Linked DNA regions of Homo sapiens: region 1 is linked to region 2. Evidence: chromatin contacts called from ENCODE POLR2A ChIA-PET data. All regions are on one chromosome and are shown on one strand. Each heading gives the region's core, a stretch centred on a gene start or an enhancer-like site at or near the end of the contact. The rest is flanking DNA. Distances are from core to core; before and after follow the strand shown. Region 1 holds the start of ELOA (elongin A). Region 2 overlaps TCEA3 (transcription elongation factor A3).

Region 1 (4,139 bases), core at 594-3,093, 350 kb before region 2:
GGTATCAAACGTCAGTCACAGATCTTACAGTGTTCAGGAAAACAAACTAGTACTAAAAAATAATGACCATTTATTAGATGTCCACAAGGGGTTACTGTAAAAAGAAACTTGTAAGTATGCCTGACCACTAGGTACGGTACTGAAGCTGCAACAGAAAACATGGCACAATGAAAGCATTTTAAGTTTTCCCAGATTTGTAACTAAAATGGCTTCCTGAGGAAGTGAATCTTCGAGCTAGGTATGAACGAAGAGCCTTAAAAAGTGGTCTGATGGTGAGAGGCTGTGTACGGCCTTTGGAATTGCAGAAACCCTACCTCCAACAGGCTAGAACAAGGTAAAGAGAAAGTGGCTCTTCAAGAAAAAAAACCCCAAAGAATGACGATTGGTTTTCTGAGCACTGACTTTCAGCCTGGTACCTTAGCCTTTCAGGTTAGTCCTAGGAAGCAGCAGGTGAGGAAGAGGCTCAGCAGAGCAGTTCCCCCACGGCCCTAGCCCTCCCTCCACGACTTCCTTTTCCACCAGGACTGAGTTCCAACTCCTAGAACTGCCCGCCCCGGCCAGAATGATGACGGAGAATGCCAAACACATAAGTGCTTTTTCATCGTTGTACTTCCACTTAAAAAATCCTGACAACTGAGTTCAAGACCAGCCTGGCCAAGATGGTGAAACCCTGTCTCTACTAAAAATACAAAAATTAGCCAGGCGTGGTGGCGGGCGCCTACAATACCAGCTACTCGGGAGGCTGAGGCAGACAATTGCCTGAACCCGGGAGACGGAGGTTGCAGTGAGCCGAGATCGCGCCACTGTACTCCAGCCTGGGCGACCAGAGCAAGACTCGCCTCAAAAAAAAAAAAGAAAAAAAAAAATCCTGACAACCACCAGACTGTCTCCTGGAGACCAGAGAAGTGAGTGACAGAAAGATGAAAAGGTACAAGAACGCGTTTAACTTAATATTCAGTTTGTACAATAAACAACAAAAACTAGTTAACTACAATTAAAAATGGTTGTCCATCACTCGAACAACGAGAAACGGTAGCTCTTACCTTCCTATTAATGGCCAAAAGGAAACCTAGCTGCGACTTCCAACCCCGGGCCCCCGCCTCTTTTTCAATTCCAACCTAAGTTTTCAGGAGTATGCTTAGGTGACGCGAGGCTTTATTCTGTTTTGAAAGGGATTCACTGAGAAAGCGAAAGGTCCACGCTCTGATATCCAGCCGGAGAGTAGTAACCGCGTCTCCGAGAGGCGCGGACCAGACCGCGAGTCCAGGCTCCGCAGCGTTCGGGCGCCCGTCTTCTCCTCCCAGCGAACACGCACCCGCTGGGGAGTCCGCGCCGCTCCGCGGGGAGCCGGGCACCAGCGCAGGCACCGGGAGGCCAACGAGGCGGCGGCCAGCGCCCTCCCGCCCCGGGCACGCTCTCCCGCAGGAAACAGCTGGCTCGGGACGCCACGGAGCGCCTCTGGGAGGAAGCGCTAGGCACGCGGTGTCCGCACCGGGCGCGCCCCCATCCCGGGCCCGTGAGGGAGGGGGAGCGGCCGGGGCCCCGCGTCCCGACGCCCGACGCACGGGGTCCCAACGCGCGGGCAGCGGTCAATGGCCGCGAACTTCACGACCCCAGCCCCGCGGGGCCTGGCTCAGGGTCCCAGCCCCCGAACCCCGCCACGCTCGGGCCGCGACCGTTACGGGGCCCTCACCGACCCAACGCCCATCCCGCTACGCGCCGCCCCCTCGCTTACCTTCTTAGGGTCCGGGTTCGCGGCCAGGCGCGCCTGCAGCTTCTCCACAACTTGGAGCGCCGACTCCGCCGCCATCGCTGTCACTGGCGCGGCCTCCTCGCCGGAACTGGGCTCGCGTCGCGTCCTCGGGCCGCAGCTCCGCCCTCCGTGCATCCCCGGCGGAGACGGAAGCGCGCCTGGCCCCTTCCGGGCCTCGGCTGGGGTGTGTGGGGGGCGGTGGGCTGCAGGCTCCGCCCCCAGGGCCCGCTCCCCAGCGCCCACCCGGCGGCCGCGCACTCCTCGCGCCCCTGGCCCAAGTGTGCGCGCTGGGGGCTGGGGGCTGCTCGGGCCGTACGCGCCTCCGCCGCCGGCACCCCCGCTCCCTGTGCTCGCGTGCTGAGCCCAAGCCTGGAAGACCTCTCCAGGGTCTACTTCAAGACGGAATGAGGCCACCGCGCCAGACCCTGGCCTTATAAATGCCAACGCTTTCTCCCGCCTGGGGCTTAGCCACACCCTAATCAACACCTTGTCAGGGGTCCCGGGCTGGTGCCCGTCCTAGGAGTCCGCAGGCACCCGCGGTAGCAGCCACCCTAGGCTGAGCACACGATGCGTCAGTAGTTAGACTATCTTTTCCAGCCTCAGTACAACCTGATGAAACGAGTTGTATGATCTTCATTTTACAGATGAGGAAACTGAGGTTCAGGGAGACCAAATTAACTTGCAGATGGCCGCAGGACAGGAAAGAACTGAAAATGGAACCTGAATCTAAGATGTCTAGGACCATTGTGAGCGCACATTTCTGAACAGGTCGAGGAATTGAGGCCCAGAGAAAGGGATTTTTCAAAATCCAAACAGCTTAGTTCCTTCCATGAGGCAATAATAGCCCATGTGTCTTGTTTTCCCCACAAACAGTGTCTGGCACATAGGCACTAAATAAATACTTATTGCATGAATGTATAGATAGATAGATGTTTCCTCTGATGACTTGCCAATGAGCCGTATGGCTTGATTAGAAGAGCCCAAGATATTATTCTTCAGGCCGTCTACTCTCATCCTAAAAGCACTAAGTTTTACCATTACTAATACTACTACTAAAAAGAGCAACTAAATAGTTGCAAACTCACTTAAAGTACCAGCACTGATTACATCTCATTTGATCACATCAAAGCAGAACCTAATCAGATCTTCAGCAGCAAATTGGCAATGCACCTAGCCTGATCTCTCCCTCAAAGCAGGAAAGCCCAGAGATTCTTCCAGATTCTAGCTCTGGAAGAAAGAAAAACATCTTAAACACAAGTTGTTTCTTCAAATGAGCATTCATTCACTCACTATGCTGAAAAGCCCTCTCTACCATGTCCCTACTCCTCCATTTGGCGCCCCTCCCCCAGTTCCCTAAGCAACTGACCACCTTTTCAGGGTGTAAATGGTCAGTTTATTTATCTGTCTTGCCACTGGGCTGTTTATTTATCAAGTACAGTAACCGACCTGTCCAACTTTGAATCTCTGCCACCTAGCATCATCTAGACCTTATAATCAGCATTGGATATAAAGTCCATACAAGACTAATGACCATCCACTTGGTACCCTAAGGCTCAACTGAGGGATGTTGTAGAAAAGGCATTGAACTGGGTGTGAGAAAACTTCGATTCTAGTCCCAGCAGTAGTGTCTCCCTCCTCTGCGTAGCAAATACTTTTACATTTTATATTCCTTCCATTTTGAAAATGTACCACTGGTGTAATGGAATACAGACTGATTCTTGAAGCAGAATTGCTGAGTAATTGGCCTGGCACATACTCGGGACACATGAAACATTCTGCAGATGTTATCCAGAGAGAGCTCAATAACCAAAATGAAAAGAAACAATGAGGTTGGGCACAGTGGCTCATGCCTGTAATCCCAGCACTTTGGGGGTCAAGACGGGAGGACTGCTTGAGCCCAGGAGTTTGAGACCAGCCTGGGTAACGTAGTAAGACCCAGCCTCTACAAAAAATACAAAAATTTTAAAATTAGCCAGGCATGGTGGTGCGTGCCTGTGGTCCCAGCTACTTGGGAGACTGAGTTAGGAGAACCATTTGAGCCCAGGAGATCAAGACTGCAGTGAGCCATGATCGCACCACTGCTCCAGCCTGGGCAACAGAAAAAACAAAACCAAAAAAAAACAGAAAGAAACAACGAATGCTTCTGGGGGATCCTGGAGTGGGTGTGCTGCTCCCAGACAGCCACCCCTATGTCAGACTGAGTCAGGCTTACCTGCAAAGTACTCTTACATTTGGATATATGACTTTTTTTTTTTTTTTTTTTTGAGACAGAGTCTCACTCTGTTACCCAGGCTGGAGTGCAATGGCGAGATCTGGGCTCACTGCAACCTCTGCCTCCCAGGTTCAAGCAATTCTTCTGCCTCAGCCTCCCGAGTAGCTGAGACTA
Region 2 (4,088 bases), core at 1,239-3,738:
ACCCTTTTGAGGGCTCCTGGGTTCTACCTGCGGAGTTCAGCAGGGTCTGTTGAGGAGAGCCAGGGGCCAATCTGCAGACGACAAATTTGCGTTTCCATCTTCTTCCTGTGGCCTACCCTGATTCCCTCCAACTTATTTTCTGGTGGTTTCTCTCTACTCTCATTTAATGATTAATCAGCAATACCTCAACAAGTCTGGAGCCATTCAGCACCTCAAAAAGTACATTTTCATCATTTCCTGTTAATTCAAGAAGGCAGAACACAAGGTATGAGAACTATCACGAGTTTCATCTTCATTTTCTCCTGAACAGTCATCCCTCCAAGCAGGTCCTTTCCACCTTTAAGCCCAGTTTGAAACAACAGCAGATGGTCCAGTACAAAGTTCCACTCCCAGCCTTTCCTCCATCCACTGAAAGTTCCTTTTTTTTTTTTTTTTTGAGATGGAATCTTGCTCTGTTGCCCAGGCTGGAGTGCAGTGGCATGATCTCAGCTCACTGCAACCTCTGCCTTCTGGGTTCAAGTGATTCTGCTGCCTCAGCCTCCCAAGTAGCTGGGATTACAGGTGCCCGCCACCACACCTGGCTAATTTTGTTGTATTTTTTGTAGACATGGGGTTTCACCATGTTGGCCAGGCTGGTCTTGAACTCCTGACCTCAGGTGATCCTCCCTCCTCAGCCTCGTAAAATGCTGGGATTACAGGCGTGAGCCACCACCCCCAGCCTGAATGTCCCTCTTCTAAAGGAGAGGAAATCAAAGCTGCATCAAACACTTTAGCTCTTTGTTTTTAGCCAGCTGGAGGTCAGGGGGAGGGTACATTTGGGGGCTTGACTGCTCTATGTCCTAAAATAGATCTGTCCTCTTTGGAGTGGCCCTGTGCTAACAATGCAGCCAAAAGTTCCTCTGAGGGGCCGGTGCCCCCGGTCTGCTCTCTGCCTCGTCCCCTCTGTGGCCTTGGGACATGGAGACAGAGTCAGAAAGAGGCTGGTGAAAGTATCGCCAGCCCTGCTGGCTCCGCATATCAATACACCCCAGGAATCCCAAGTGGTACATTTTAAAACACATTTTTTGGCTTTCACATGCATTGTGGCATATTCTTTGCTTTTCACACTTTTATTGTACAAACAACATTAAAACAATAACAGAAAAAAGAAAGAATACCACCTCCCCTCCCACCACTTCTAGCAAGTCATCTGTTTTCATTTTTCCACATTCTCCGCAGTCTCTTTATTGTATATGGCTCTTCCCAGCAACAGCTTTGTCTTCCTGATCTTCTTTGGCTCAGGAGACCAAGAAAATGAGGCTGTGTTCCCCGAGCTCCTCCAGAGGGTGGAGGGAGTGGGAGGCTCGGAAGCCTGCCTAGGATGCAGTGTTTGGACAGAAACTCTGTGGTTGGTGGCCAGGGATGACTTCCTGCCGGGTGAGTGGAGAGAGTTACCGTCAGGAGGGGTCTGGCTTCCAGCCCTGTCTCTGCCGGGAATTTGCCTGGTGGCCTTGAGCAAGGTCCTACACCCTTTCTAAGCCCCAGCTTCCTCATCTGTTAATGGGAGAAGTAACTCTGACCAGCAATTCCCAGCGTGGGTTCCATGGGATGGTAACAGGTCTTGTAGGGGAAAGGACAGAGGGGAAGGGGACTCTATAATCAAATTTATTGGGAACACCAGATTAAACAAAGCTCAGTGGTTTCTTTTTTGCAATACTTCGTAGAGCCTTAAACATGTGGCTCTTAATCTTTTCCTCTGACAGCTGGACTCACAACCTCCAGGGGCCCTTCCAAACTAGAAGTTATCCGCATCCTTGTCATCATCTTAGCAGCCCATACATGTTGAGCATTTGATATATCCCAGACACCACACTAGTGCATCACGTGGCTTAGCTCACAGAATCCTTGTATTTTATAAATAAGGAAACTCAGGCGTGTAGAGGTTGTGTGACTCACCTGAGGTCACACAAGAGGCTCAGACAAACCCAGGGTCCTGGTGTCCCTGACACTATAGTGCTTGCTATGATCTGATCTTACCCCAGAAGCTATTTTCTTTCTCTGCTACTTGGCTGACCACAAATGCCCAAGAGACATCACCACTTGGAGAGTCAGAGGTCACAAAAGAGGGGCCCAACTCCTGTAGAAGTCCGAGGAGAGGAAGAAAGGGTTCTGGAGCTCTCAGGCGTCAGGGCCAGGCCTGCACCCTTCTGTGCCCCTCCATGAATGGCTGGCCGGCCCTTGACTGTGTCACATATCTACCAAGAGCTCAAGAGCACGGACATGAAGTACCGGAACCGCGTGCGCAGCCGCATAAGCAACCTCAAGGACCCCAGGAACCCCGGCCTGCGGCGGAACGTGCTCAGTGGGGCCATCTCCGCAGGGCTTATAGCCAAGATGACGGCAGAGGTGAGAGCAGGGCATCTGCATGGTGAGGCAGGAAGCCAGGTCCCCCTAGCCCTGCCTAGTGCAGAGGGTCAGTGGCTCGTGACTCATCAGCAGTGAGCCAGGGAGCTTTTCAAACCAGCCTCATCTCAGCCTCCCCCCTGGGCTCTGGACTAGCAGGATACTGAACACAGCTAATAGGTTCTAAGTGCTGTGCTAAGTGTGTTCAGCGAATTGGCCAAGTTTATGTTCACACCAACTGAGATAGAAAGGTGTATTATCCCCATTCTACAGATGAGGATCCTGAGGCTCAGAGGAGTAAACGAATTTGCCCATGCACACAGCTAGAAAGAGTCGGAGCCAGGAGGCAAGCTGTCTGGCCCCAGCGCTAGGTTGTGTGGCATGTGTGGGGGCTGTACGTGTGGAGTGCGTGTCTATGTGGTACGTATGATGTGTGAGGTGTGTAGAGGGTATATGTGGGGTGTGTGTGTGGTGTGTATATGTGGAGTGCATGTGTGGTATGTATGTGTGTGTATGTATGGAGCATGTGCGTATGGTATATATTAGGGATCCCTAACCCTCAGGCCACCAGCTGGTACCTGTTGGGAACCAGGCCACACAACAGGAGGTGAGCAGTGGGCAAGTGAGCGAAGCTTCATCTGTATTTACAGCCTCTCCCCATCACTCGCATTACTGCCTGAGCTCCGCCTCCTGTCAGATCAGTGACGGCATTAGATTCTCATAGGAGCACGAACCCTATTGTGAACTGTGCATTCGAGGAAACCAAGTTGCATGCTTCTCATGAGAATCTAATGCCTGATGATCTGTCACTGTCTCCCAGCACCCCAAGTGGGAACCATCTAGTTGCAGGAAAACAAGGGATCTCAGGGCTCCCACTAATTCTACATTATGGTGAGTTGGATAATTATTTCATTATATATATCACACTGTAATAATAATAGAAATAAAGTGCACAATAAATGTAATGTACTTGAATCATCCTGAAACCATCCCCCACCCTGTCCATGGAAAAACTGTCTTCCAGGAAACCAGTCCCTGGCGCCAAAAATGTTGGGGACCACTGGTATATATGATGTGTGGAGTGTGGGGGCTGTGTATGTGTGGAGTGGGTGTGTGTGTGGTGTGTATGATGTGTGAGGTGTGTTTGGTGTATAGTATATGTGTGTGGCATGTATGATATGTGGAGTGTGTGTGTGTGATGTGTGGAGTGTGTGTGGTGTGTATGATGTGTGGAGTGTGTGTGTATGATGTGTGGAGTGTGTGTGTGTGTGTATGATGTGTGGAGTGTGTGTGTATGATGTGTGGAGTGTGTGTGTCTGATGTGTGGAGTGTATGTGGCGTGTATGATGTGTGGAATATGTGTGTATGATGTATGGAGTGTGAGTGTGTGATGTGTGGAGTGTGTGGTGTGTATGATGTGTGGAGTGTGTGTGTATTGTGCATGATGTGTGGAGTGTGTGTGTATTGTGCATGATGATGTGTGGAGTGTGTTTTGTGTATGATGTGTGGAGTGTGTGTGTATGATGTGTGGAGTGTGTGTGTATGATGTCATGTGAAGTATGTGTGTGGTGTGTGATTAGCATATGTGTGGCATGTGTGGTTTGTGTATGTGTGGCATGTGGAAGTGTGTGTCTGTGTTATGTAGTGTGTGTATGTACATTCTTCTGAGGAGAGGGTTCACTGCTTTCCTCAAACACCCAAAACAA

What was found. ChIA-PET counts read pairs that join two places held with the same protein, here RNA polymerase II (POLR2A).
Region 1: POLR2A ChIA-PET joins it to region 2 with 12 read pairs in activated CD8-positive, alpha-beta memory T cell. The contact joins the promoter of ELOA here to the enhancer-like site in region 2. POLR2A ChIA-PET finds 5 or more read pairs at or near these places in 2 of 52 experiments (activated CD8-positive, alpha-beta memory T cell and naive thymus-derived CD4-positive, alpha-beta T cell).

Annotation. Positions count from the first base shown.
Region 1 is chr1:23,741,175-23,745,313 of GRCh38, reverse strand. It overlaps ELOA (elongin A), which reads right to left and starts at 1,843. Exons shown (of 11, transcript NM_003198.3): 1 at 1,736-1,843. The coding sequence starts at 1,810. RefSeq lists silencers at 1,182-1,661, 1,812-2,041.
Region 2 is chr1:23,392,176-23,396,263 of GRCh38, reverse strand. It overlaps TCEA3 (transcription elongation factor A3), which reads left to right. Exons shown (of 11, transcript NM_003196.3): 8 at 2,231-2,385. Among named protein-coding and RNA genes, the nearest start is that of ZNF436, 24 kb to the right of the region's middle. Within about 2 kb of position 2,488, at least 23 of the 41 ENCODE cell types and tissues checked have a DNase peak (open chromatin) inside an H3K27ac peak, as active enhancers do.